2 separate regions of the Mus musculus genome follow, and region 1 is linked to region 2. A link is a loop called in an ENCODE intact Hi-C map of the cell type or tissue named here. Cell type or tissue: left cerebral cortex. All regions are shown on one strand. Each heading gives the region's core, and the rest is flanking DNA. Links, peaks and the distances in the headings are about the cores only.

The links. Hi-C counts contacts between places; a loop is a spot of excess contacts. Peaks named below come from ENCODE experiments on the same cell type or tissue, not always from the same donor. Only the 100,000 strongest peaks of a DNase experiment are listed, where the experiment ranks them.
Region 1: it touches region 2 in a loop (2.8-fold over the local background); 3 of 42 quality-filtered maps call a loop at or near these places.

What each region holds. Positions count from the first base shown.
Region 1 is chr5:28,210,348-28,214,829 of GRCm38, forward strand. It overlaps a transcript of Cnpy1 not described here. Among named protein-coding and RNA genes, the nearest start is that of Cnpy1, 2.4 kb to the left of the region's middle. In left cerebral cortex, for the core only: no CTCF peak of the experiment used is centred there; no DNase peak of the experiment used is centred there.
Region 2 is chr5:28,118,774-28,127,113 of GRCm38, forward strand. Gm35223 (a long non-coding RNA gene) reads right to left here and starts at 5,142. Exons shown (of 3, transcript XR_880905.2): 1 at 4,719-5,142. It overlaps Gm35055 (a long non-coding RNA gene), which reads left to right. Exons shown (of 3, transcript XR_389791.3): 2 at 954-1,030; 3 at 2,355-2,879. In left cerebral cortex, for the core only: a CTCF peak has its summit at 4,443; DNase peaks (open chromatin) are centred at 4,037, 4,542 and 4,704.

The sequences.
Region 1 (4,482 bases), core at 1,148-3,647, 89 kb after region 2:
CGCAGGGACGGAGCACGAGGATCGCGCCGCACCTGCTGCGGCCCAGGTGAACCTCAGGCCACCGGGAACTCTCAAGGCTCTTGCTTCGCAAGAGCAATTAATTAAATGCGTCTGCGAACTAAAATGAGAACACTTCACAGCAGGTGTCAAGTTTTTTTTTTTTCAAATTCAGTAAACTAAAAATAAATAAATGTCTACAGTGAAAAACCTAGATTCTACAATGGCACTTTCAAATACAAATGGCATTTTTATCTGTGCTTTTCAAGCTTTATAAGTTGCAAAGAAGAAATTCACAGGTTTACTGGCACAACTGAAAATCGGATGACTCTCCGGTAAACTCGGAGAGTTTACTGGGAAAGGCGCGAGATCGCAAAGGTGAATTCTCACACGAAAGACTCAAAGCAGGTCTTTAACACAACGAGGGCTCGGATTTTCCGGGATGCCCGACTGTTGAGCATCTTTCCTTAACTGTTAACGTAAAAGTGTCAGTTTATAGTTGTCCACAAAGCAGGATTTTAAGTCACAGCGAAAGAGGGTCATTCATTTAAAAAAACCTAACAGCAACTAGGAATTTCATTCTCTCCTTCCCTCTCCCATGAAAAAAAGCAAGCAGGCTCTGTGTAGGAGTGGGGAAGGGTCTTGGGTGGGACGTCTCAGGCATAGGGAAAGGGCCCTGGGAAGACCAGTCCGGTTACCAGGTCGGAAGGTCCTCACATACTAAGCGTGTCTTCGCCTCCTTAGAAACTGTTCTGTTTTAGTTCCCTTTTCAAGTTGACCTAATACCTAGAGCTGTGTACAGAAGAATGCTGAGTCTTAGAAGTTTGTTTTAAAGTATAACCTTACACCTTTGGATAAGGAGGCAGTGTGCCCTCCTTTAGCACAAATAGTGTGTGTGTGTGTGTGTGTGTGTGTGTGTGTGTGTGTGTGTGTGTTCGCGCGCGCGCGTGAATTTCTACAGGTTTTGTTTTGCCCTTTTTTTTTTTTAAGTCTGAAGATTGACAGCTTTTGAATGGCGTTAGCTAGCTAGCCTTTTGCAGTAGTCTTTAAAATCAGGCGCAGTTGCTGCTGAGGGCTTACAGGATGCTAGATAAGCATCTCCAGAAAGGGAAAGGGCCCTCCCAACGTGATAGTGCTGAGGTCATTTTACCGAAGAATCTCCAAATTTTGATCTTAAAATCCCCAAGCACCGTGTATTGGGAAAACATTTTAAAAAGATGTTTCTCATCACAGCTCTTCATACATGTATTAACATTACATTAATATGACTGTACTCAGCTGACCCACCTTTGGTATATTTAAAGACTGTTCATAGAATAATTGACCCCCACCCCCTACCCCCGATTGTTCGGATTCTAAGAGTGCAGTACGTAGTGAGACAAGTGGAATAAGAACCAAGTCTTTCTTTGTACACAGTGAAGGTTTTGAATGGGACTTGTCAATAAAGCGACTCCCTTTGTGATCTTCCAGGAACCTCGCCTCTGCAGGCAAGGACTGTCTCAGAGATACTGGCCTCATTAAAATATGAATGGAACAGGCCGCCATCACCACTGCTGTGTCGGTAGAAAACCCGTTCATGCTCTGGAACAGTTTTCTTCCTGTTTTATGGGGACTTTTATAGCATGTTAGAAATGTAAAAGTGATCTGGGATCTTTTCCTTACTATTCTGGGGAACCACAGTCAAAGTAAACCCAACACCTCGCAGTTTTGAAGCCCTCCTACACCTCTAAATCACACGTGGCACATGCCGTATCTACCCCACCCCCTTAGGCTTCTCCTAGCCACTGGCTTGTGAAGTGAGCAAGGCGAAACAGGGTAGGAGGTATCCACACCACAACTTTGAAACGGAAGGAAGGAAAGTATCCGAAAATTCTCGTTTGGATTTGTCCACAAGTCTGCAGCAAGGGAGTTTGTTACAAACCACTATGACTACCCTTTAATAACAGCCAATTACAGCATGCTCCATGTTTTTCATTACTGTGTCTCTGTTAATCTTGTAGTAAATTTCTTGCTTGATAGCTATCACAACCAGGCAGGAATACAATTATGTCACAGCACAATGGACATGCCGACTCTGGTTGTGATGGGTCCCTCTTTGCCACCACAGCCTGACAGTCGCCAATAAACTTCATTCATCTTCATGGTTATTTTGTACTTTTCCTTCAGACATGGAAGGTGGCATTTAACCTGCTTAGTGGTTGATACTTTCATATTGTTGCAAATATTTTCCTTTCTTGAGGGTTAGTTAATGTAGCAATTATTAGTGCTTTACAGCAAATATTGGATACAGTTTAACAGTTATAACTTTCCATCTGAAAAGAATGGACTCATCACTGGTACTGGTTAAAAGTCAGTATTTAGATTCAAAAAGTTACAGCACCTTACCTCACTTAGGCTTCTATTCAGAAATTCTTGTAGGCTGATGAGACATGTAACTAGCCTGTGTATTAATTGACTGCTATGAGTTTGTTGTATAACATTTCTTCATTCAGTATGCAAATTGTATCAACTGGTTTTATAAGACAATATTATTACTATTCTAAAGGAATTCACTTTGATGAGAAATAATAAATACTGGATTTCCAGTATTGTACACAGCAGGGGGAAAATTAGTCACGCCTGAACCAAACCAATAAGAGACTTTTTCTGGTACTACATTTAAAAAGCAGCTGGAGCATCACAGAATTCTCATTACTGGTGTTTCAAGATCCTAAAAACTTCCCGTTTGTACAGGTAGGTCTGTGGGTTACACAGGCCCAGCACTACACTACAGTATCCTTGCCTTTAAAGAAAAACCATTCCTTACAATCTGAATATTGGCTGATTTGAAAGGCTATTTTTGCAAATGTTTTCTGTTCTCACCATTGGAGTGTGAGAGTACCTATCAGTAACATGCATTCTTAGGGAGTTGAAAAACAGTGGCAAAAAAAGAACACCGTGATTTAAGGAATCCCCCCACCAGACTCCAGTCACATTTTATTATTATTATTATTATTATTATTATTATTATTATTATTGAAGTTATCTTCAACTTAACAGTGGCAAAAGAGAATTTTAAAAACTCATTCTGTGGAGCAGCATTGATGATCTCTGGATGGAGGCAGCTATCTAACTCACCTTGATTTCTAAAGTTAAAAAGGATGTATATTCTTCTCACTCTTAAGTACTAAATTGGCACTGCTGTTAGGTTTCTCATTCAAAAATACTCTGCTACTTTTTTAAACCTATTAAGTCTTGAACATTTGACAAAAAAAAATGATATGCACAGATATCCACGTGAATACAGGGCCACTTTCCAAGCTCTGTGAGGTCCTGGTCCAGGTACACTTTCACCATGAGCTTAGCTTTGTTCTGTACCTAGCAGTGAGGAGTCCTGCCAGGAGAAAGCCAGAGTGCCCAGTTGCAGACCAGAGGAAGATGAACCTGTTCATTTAAGGCTGAGCAAAGCTGGAGACCAGCCCGAGCTACAACATAAGTTTCTGAGCAGCCTGAGATATAGTACCTGGTCTTGAAAGGTTAAAATTTAAATAAAAATAAAAACAGTTTGCTTAATCATTCACTAAATAATTACTGGGCCTCATCTATGCTACAGACAAATGCATTTCCTCAAATACAAACTTTTAAAAATTATATTATTGTTTTATTTTATATGTATGGGTATATGCATGTCCCTGTACCACATGTGTGCCCACAGAGGCAAAATTTTGAGCTGCCATGTGGGTCCTGGATAATGAACCCAGCCCTGTGAAAGAGCACCCAGTGCTATTGACTGCTGAGCCATCCCTCCAGTCCCAAATAAAGATTTTCCTAAAGACTCTTCATGTTTCTAAATTAACACTGAAATAAAATGTTTTAACTAGACTATGTTCCCAGTGACATCGAATGGTGGTAGTGTGGCCATGTGTATGTGTGGCTGCCAGAGACTGCTAAGCACTATTGCTGCCTCCTCACTTTATCGTTTCCTTCCAACCCAGTCTTGCCTTTCATTTTAGATAGCTGAGCCAGCCAGGCCAAATATGGTCCACTGCAGGAAGTGGGTAGCCATACAGCTACTTTGTCTTCTCCGTGCCATGGGCATGTGGCACAGATATGGTAAGATTGCCTGGTGAAGCCTGTTAAGTTTAAGAGGAAGATGGTTTGGGACTTGAATAATGAGTATCATCTCCACAGAAGGAAAGCGCACACAAACATCTATTCCCACATTCACAGACATGCTTTCACACACACATGTAGACATGCTGCACACCAATATACAGCTGCTCAGACACAGCACACATACAAACAAACACACACACACATGCACGCAAACATAGACACTTACACACACACACACAAAGACAAATTATGCAGAGAGTACCAACTGGCCTCTTAGCTGACAATAAACCTGAAGGTACTCTGTGACTGCCTTCTGGGTAGGGCTAAGCAACGGCTGGGCTGCGGCAGACTGCATGCTAGGTTCCCATCCCTTATGAGACTGCTGGAGTC
Region 2 (8,340 bases), core at 3,376-5,875:
GTCCTTCTAGCACACTGCCACCAAGAGCTGGCTGCTTAAGGTCAGGTTCAAACATGCTATCCGGACAAGCCCACGCCCAGTGTCCACACTACTCCTGCGAAAACACAGGTGGATTCACCTAAAGGCCACACCTGAGCTTTTAGCAGTTTAGGGGAGAGTCATACGAACACACACACACACACACACACACACACACACACACACACACACACACACACACACACACACACACACACACACACACACACACACACACACACACACACACACACACACACACACACACACACACACACACACACACACACACACACACACACACACACACACACACACACACACACACAGGTCTTCGTAGTGTCCTGAATGAGTGCACAGGTGAATCGGTGATTGGGAAGATTGGCCAGCCAGCCCCGCTGTTGTTAACAGAAAAGGTCAAGTAAAATTAAAAGGGAAAATACCTCCAATATCCCTTGCTGTCTTGCCAATAGCCCCCTGGGTCTCCAGTAGGCAAGACTGGGCACATGAAAGGCTTGCCAGGAGCCCTCAAAGGAGGTTATTTCAAGTGGTCCAGCAAATGCAATATCCAGAGAGGGCAGGCAGTCTTAGCTGGAAATTGAAAGCTGGTTCCTGAGCCCTAATCAGAGGGGGCGGGGGGGGGGGGTGAGAGAGAGAGAGAGAGAGAGAGAGAGAGAGAGAGAGAGAGAGAAAGCATATGCTATCTACAGATTAACAAGGCTGAAGGACTTGCCTCGTGACTGGCCACATTCCTGAATTTGTTGGAAAGAAATAACCTACACACCATACCTGGCTACCTCAGCATGAGAAGGCTTTTCCTTCCAATTTTGCTGCTTGACCAAATGGAATGGTTGTTGCTCTGGTTGCATATAGTATAGCTATTGTCTCATCTCTCTCTCTCTCTCTCTCTCTCTCTCTCTCTCTCTGCTCTACAGATGCCCACAGTGTGTGGCCTTCTGGGGATTTTGAGAGCTATATGGGGCTCTGAGGAGCAGCAGGCACCATCTGAAAGGTGTGTTCAGCCAAAAGCACATATCACGAGTGTGTCTCTGTGTGTGTGAGTATAAGTTTGAGTGTGTGTAAAAGTGTGGATGTGTGCATGGGTGTGTGCGAGTGCACGGTGGTACTTTCTATGCCTCTTCAAGGAACAGAGACCAGGCTTCCTTTTGGCAGGAAAGCTACTCTAGATCTTCGGAATCACTGGCAGCCCTAGCCCCATACCCCATCTTTGCTTCCTCTGAGACAGGATAAAATGGAGAAGAAATATTGCCATTTAGTCAAAACCCAACTATTGACCTGGTTGTTCTGGATGCTGCCATCTTGCTTGGTCACCTTCTAGGTTGGCACTCCATGTAGGGTGTGTTCAGATGTGCCCAAATCTGCAATATTCACGAGACAGGCTTGACTTCAGCAGCAGGATTCACACTGTTTTGCACTGCAGAAAGTGTTTCCTTGGTGCCTGATCAGGTGGAGCATGGCAGAGATGTGATTCTCTATGTGTGTGTGTGTGTGTGTGTGTGTGTGTGTGTGTGTGTGGTGTGTGTGTGTGTGTGTGTGTGTGTGTGTAGGTTGAAATTGGTGGGGGGGGGGAGGAGGTCAATTTGCTAGTTTTGAAAGGTTCATTGAAATATGTTAATAAGATAAAATGAAAATCGTTTGCAAATTAGACCTTAAACTTTCTCACAAAAATTCATCTTTTAAAGAACAACCATTAATGGGCTTCTGTTACCAATATTTTCTATAGAGCATTTTTTTACCTGATTTGTTCTAATCGAGCTTCATGAGTGATATGTTCCTATTCAAGTGTAGCACTTTTTTTTTTTATTTACACATTTTGACATTTCTCCTGGGAGTATAGTGTGTCAGGACAAGAGGCAAGTGCCCGCCCGTTTTAGGAGCAGGTTCTTATAACAACAGCCCCATTCCTAGGAGCCTCACTCAAGCAGAAAGAATCCGTTTCTGTTCGTTAACATTTTTTGAGCCAGAAAATTAAAAACAAATATTTAACTTCCCAATTTGGAATTCAGGTGGGCATTGACGGCTAAACTTTTGCAATGCATACTCAATGAACTAAACACAATCTTTACTAGCCAAATAAAACTCCGTTCCCATGGTTCAAAAACAAGTTAGAATACGCCAAAGAATGGATAAAATTCATGGAGAATGTCCATGGTGGGTGCTGACATGTTTGAACTTGGCCAAGAGACAGCTTTTGGACACTGCTCGATTCAGAGGCATTGATACATCTAATAAAGCTATATTTAGAACAGATAAGTGCTAAATAAACATGGACACTGACAAACTTATGGCTTTCATTTTTTTCTCTTCCAACGCAGCTTTTACAGTTCACCACAACCATGGTGGAATGACAAAGCTTCCTGAGAATGCTCTTATATGGGGCTCTCCACCTGACCACCACTTCCCCTGTGCAGGATGCCAGTTGGAAGCAGGAATTGAATCCACCAGAGTCCATCCATTGTTGTGAGCTCCTGGTTCTGGTGCTATATTCTTGTCAGTTCTCTTATTTCTCCAGTATTTCTCCTATATCTCGTCAGCACACAATTAACATCTCTGATAGTTCTCTCCCCAACAAAAAATAAATCTGTAAAATTTATCTCTAGATAAATCTCTAGAGCCAGGTACCTGAGGTTCAAGGCTGATAAGGAGCTCGGATTCCTGAATTTGGCATCCACTGAGCAGCACCTCCAGCTATCAGCTTCTCAACCAGCGAGGTCCCTGCAGAAGCATCCTCAGCTGAGTCCAGAACCTGATTTCCACTGATCATTCAAATATGGGTCCTTGTGTCATGACTACTGAACTGGAAGCTGCTAGTACCCAGGTCGATAAAGGCACAAATCCAATGGTCTTGTTAGCCGTGTCTGTGAGTTGGGCATGGGAAAGCACTCGAGCGCACACACACACACACACACACACACACACACACACACACACACACACAGGTCCAGATCAGTAAAGTAAGGCAGGAAAGTTCAAGTTCAGATAAGAGGAGCAATCCATGTATGGGTTACCCTCTCCAGCTACTCAGGCCCAGCAGCTGGAACACCAGAGCCTTCCTTTTCCAGAGAGTCCATAGCTTAAAGGTCAGGAAGAGATAGAAAAGACAGGCCTTTTTAAAGCCTTTGGAAACAACTAACTTTTAAATGAGCCTCTACTATGTAACCAGAATAGAGTTTAGACCAAAGAGGTCCTGGTCTCATCCTATTTCCTAGAAGATAACAGAGCCTAGAGCTCTGAGCCTTAGCAATATACTAAATTATCGATTAGTTTTTAAAGAGGCACCCAACCATGAATTAGCAACCCACACCATTAAAATGTGGGATCAGCAATATTTGGTTTTGCAGAGCCCATTACTTCTTACACACACACACACACACACACACACACACACACACGTCTATATTAAATATGGAAAAGAAAAAGAAATTGGAAAGAGAAACAAAATATTTGGCTCTCTCTCTCTCTCTCTCTCTCTCTCTCTCTCTCACTAACAAAATTGTTATTAACACTTTTCTCAAATCACCCAGAGAAAGCCACAGGAATGTTCTGCCCAGGAATCCTGCAGCTTCTCTTTGCCGGGCAAAGAAACACAGGCAAAACCACACTCAGTTCAAACAAACCTGTGTCTCCCACAGCAAGGAGACCGGCTGTCTGGGATCTGACAACCCTGAAGACCCTGTCTGTTGCAGCTTCCCGGGAATCTGACAGTCTTGGGGTGGGGGGTGGGGGGATCACCTATCTACATTTACAGAAAAAGACACTGAGTCTGAAAGCTAAAAGGGAATCCTCCTGCCTCTCACTTTCTCAGCAGTTCCTCAGAAGGGGAAACTTTGATCAACCTGCATTTTCTTCTCCTGTGGAGCTGAGCTTCCCACAGACCCACATTCCACTCCCAACCAGAAAGGCAAAAACATTCCATTTTAGAATGGGTTTTGTCCCTTTAGTTTTCAGCCTAGAGAAAACCTTCAGAAAGCCACAGACAGACTTGATAGCTTCCAAATGCTTTCCGAAACGTCCTTGGCTACTCGGGGAGCTAGCTACAGCCCTCTGCCCCGAAAGTTAATTGCAAACTTAAACGATTATAAATTCTCTCTTGCCTCGCCCCAAAGACATTGTGTTAATTTATAACACGCGCAAGAGCCTGATTAACAAACCCAGACTAAATTTACATGTGGCAGAAAGCAACAGATTTAGTTTTAAAATAATAAACGAAGCAGATTTTTGCCAATTCTTCTCTCCCGAGGTTTGATGATCTATGATCCCTGCTCATAAGTTTTTAAACACCCGACTCTGCCTGGATATTTTTTTAAAAAAATGAATCGATTTGTAGTCCTAGCTGCGTTTGCCTGTGGGGAAGGCGGCCGCGTTTGCAGACACCTCAGCAGCGGGAGCGGGGTGTCCTTCTATCAAAGAGTCGCCAGGGGGCAAGAAGCGTTAACAAAGGCTGCGCTTGGCGCACTTCCTTTATCTACCCGTGCGTGTCACACCGTACAGGGCGAGATGTCATTTTGCAAGGTTATAGTCTCCAATCCCACACAGCCTTCTGGCTCATCATTTACCTCTTGGGCACAAACAAACAGCCTCTTTAAATAAAACCAGAGAAGGGAAGCAGATACCTGTGTACAATTAAAATCACAAAAGCAAGCCAGAGCGTACTGAACCTTGCTGGTAATCCGACTTACCTTGCTCGTACTTCGGCCTAATCCTATTTTCTCCTCTCTCTACAATGAATCTGCAAGGCCACGTTTTTTCCTGTTCTTCCAGAGGGTAGTTACCTAGGTGGTTGGGCTGAGGGGTGCTGACCCCCAAAGTGAAGAGATGCTCGGTGGGCAGGCTTCCTGTCTGCCGGGCCTGGAGGTCCCAGTGCAGAGGCTGCTGTGCCAGACAGAAAGCAAACGAAATCACTCAAGGGAAACTTGGCTGGAGACAAAACACATTCAATTTCCTGACGACCTCGCTTTCTCTACCGAATTATTTGCTTTTACAAAGACACATTAAACAAATTAAACACCATCACCACCACCCCCAAAAGGAGTTCTCTGGCTCAGAAAATAGCTTCGCTTAAAAAGGGCGGGCATAGTAATAATAAGAAGAAATGAAAGAAAACAACACGTCAGGTCGTTAAAAGAAACTCTTTTTGACACCTCAAATCCTGGCAAATTTGTAACGTCATCCTTCGTACGCAGCTCAAACAATGGGACCCTGTGCTAATGTCAGCGACAGTCCAGAAAGCTAGCACACAGCTTATGTGGGAATATTTTCACACCTTCTCCTTCCAAACCTCAGCCCCCCCCCCCCCCCACCTCTCTCCCGGGGCTGATCCAGGTTTCAGCCTGGCCCCTCCAGATAAGTCTGGAAAAGGAGATTTGTTCTGAGGTGGGTGGGGTGAGGCGCGGCGCACAGCGGGGAAGGAGCCAAATATTGCTACCTTTGTATTTTAGGGTTTTATTTCTTTACTATCCCCCCCTCAGCTCTCACCTCCCAGTATCGTTTCTCTTTGAAATGTCATGAACTTGGCGCTTTCAGACCAAACCTCCGGGCTCAGGCCTGAGACAATGGGATTGTCAGAGGGCCAGCGCCAGCTTTTTCTGCGTGTTCACAGAGCGTTAAGCCTTTATCCCACGAAATGGCTCCGTGTGACCAGGTCAGACAAAAGCCAACCTCTGTCTTCCTCTCTGAGGGGACCTGGGCTGAGCCCCGTGTACTGAGTGGTGCTGCTCTGGGGAGGGGCTAAAGGCCGCTGAGCCGGGTCCCTGGCGCAGTAGCCTGAGCAGGGCAAGGCTGCCGGTCTGCCTTCTTTCACCCAGACTCGGTGGACAATTGTTTCGGAGCTCCTGGCTCCAGTGTCTCTCCCCTAAGGCCGGTGCACTTGGTCCATTCAAACCGGCAAAGGGTGCACTCGCGCTACTCTGTAGCCTCTGTCCCGGGGATACACTTCTCCAGCATCTGACCTTCTCCACCCGCATGCCCCGAGGCCATAGGTCCTGGGTGTGTTGGGCATGGTGGGGTGGGTGAACCATGGTGCTTGTGTGGACCACTAACACCACACACAGGAACCATGAGCTTGTCTGTGTGTGCACGGGTGGTTTCAGTGTGCCTGTGGAAGGGGCTGGACGAGTTGGCTGAAGGATGAACCTGTTTTGGACTCCCATGGATCTTACTGGGACTTCGGGAGTGTGGGTCCCGCGCGGTGAGTGACTGGGGCTCTCAACAGCTCTCTTCTACAAGCTCTCAGTTGAGTGGCAAGGGCAGGGACCAGAGCGTGTGTGAAGTGTGGTCTGTGCATAGGGTGGGGCACTGGGGTCCCACTGCAGCATCAGGGACTGCACTGGCCAGGCCTTTGGGCATTGCACCTTCTAAGTGCAAAGTAGACAACAAGGGCAGGAACAAAATGGAGGAGGTTGCTCACAAACTCTAAAGGATGGGGACCCTAACAAGGGGAAATAGGATATTTCTTCCAGGCTGCTCCGAATTGAAATCCCTATAGGGAGGGAAGAAGATGGTGACCCTGGAATATTTACAAAGACAACAGGGTTCCCTAACTAAGGCAGACTAAGGTTTCACTGAGAGCTGCCCAGGATTTTGAGTTGGGGGTGAGGAAGGAGTTGATTGCCTGGGAGGCCAGGCTCCTCAGTTTGCACTTTCTTTCCTGCCTTGTGCAGGTTAGAGCTAGAAGGACAGACAGAGCTAGAAGGACAGACAGTACCTGAGCTTGTCTAGTTCTCACACCAGGAGGAGGAGGGTGGGGGGAGAGCAGGACTCCTGCTCCTGCACCCTAGCTTCCCAGAGTAGGTCCTGCAACTTGTGAGGTCAGTTGGCTTCCTCCTTTGCAGGTGGGAAAGCTCTTCTCTACTCTGAGCAACCAACCCTTAGCTCCAGGCTGCATGAGCTGTTTCCCCCCCCCCCCCCCCCGACACACAGGAGGGCACCTAACTAGTAGCCTGCATGGCTCTTTGGCTGAGAGTTGATGACCTAGCTGAGGAGCTACCAACAACAACTGGCTAGTCCCTTGTCAGAAAGACCCAGGAACCAGCTTTCCTCAAAGCTTTAAGGTAGAAGCACCCAGGGACCCTGAGGTTACCTGGTGATGTTGACTTCACCCTGGCAAGGGAGGCTAGGGGCTCTATTGTTTTTAAGTGTTCAAAAACCATGGACGCAGAGTTTTTTTTTTTTTTTTTTTTTTTTTTTTTTGCCTTGTACCTGGCCATCTGTGCTATGTTGGGCAGCCAGTGCCCTCTACTCTTTTGTGAGACCCTGGTCACTGTCCCCCTGTTGCTCCTCCCTCTTCCTATGTCCAGGGTAGGACTTCTGGCACCTCCAGGATCCTTACAGACAGTCTGCAGGAGCTACAAACCAGCCTTGCCTTCTCCATGCCAATGGCATGCTCTACAGACCATACTTCTTGTTTCTCTGTTCCCTGGTAGATGGAGCCTCCCACAGCCTCAGGCTGTAGGTGCTTTAGAGGAAAGTAAGGCTTTCCTGGCCAGGTTACTTCCCAATCATAAAGGATTCACCAATGAATTAAGCCTTTTGCCTAGGAATTGCCAAGATTTAACATAGGGAAGCAGAGATTCAGAAACCCCTTTCTAATCTCCATTCCATGGGCAGGGAACAGGAAAGCAGTTTGGTCACAATATGTAAGGAAAAATGTAGATTAAGTCCCAGACAGATGATCTCCGATCCAGAGCACACTCAAGTTTCTAGCAGGTGTGTGCTGGGTCCAGGTGCTGCTTCAATGCCTTAAGTCACAGGCAGACTTCGGGCTGTGGGCAGCCTGCTGAGGCACAATCGGAACAGCACATCCTTGCCTCCCAAAGACTTGGCTGGGCTTTCATGGCTTCTGTGGCCTTGGTTGCTATTTCTTCCCCTTCTAGAATCTTCGTGCTCAGGGCTCACCCTGATGAAAACAGACAATGATGGAACTGTTTAGGGATAATGAGCCTGGTTTTGTGTAGCAGCTGAATATGAATGTATAGGGATCCATGACCATTGCAACTAGTAGGCAGCAAGTACTCTGAGCCAGGTGCTGCTCCACACACTTGCAAACACACCTCTGATTTTATCATGCACCAGTGAGGGAGATGCCAGGTGCTGCTCCACTCCGCGACAGGGATGAGAATCACCTAGGAGGTGCACCCAGGACTCCGGGACGTCTGTGAGGGTTTCTAGAGGTGTAACTGAGGAGAGAAGCCACTCCCTGAATGTGGGCAGCACCATCCCAGGGCAGAGGCCTGAGCAGAATCAAAAGGAGAAACACAGTGGATCCTCAGCACCCTTGCGTTGACCATAGATGGAGTATGGCCA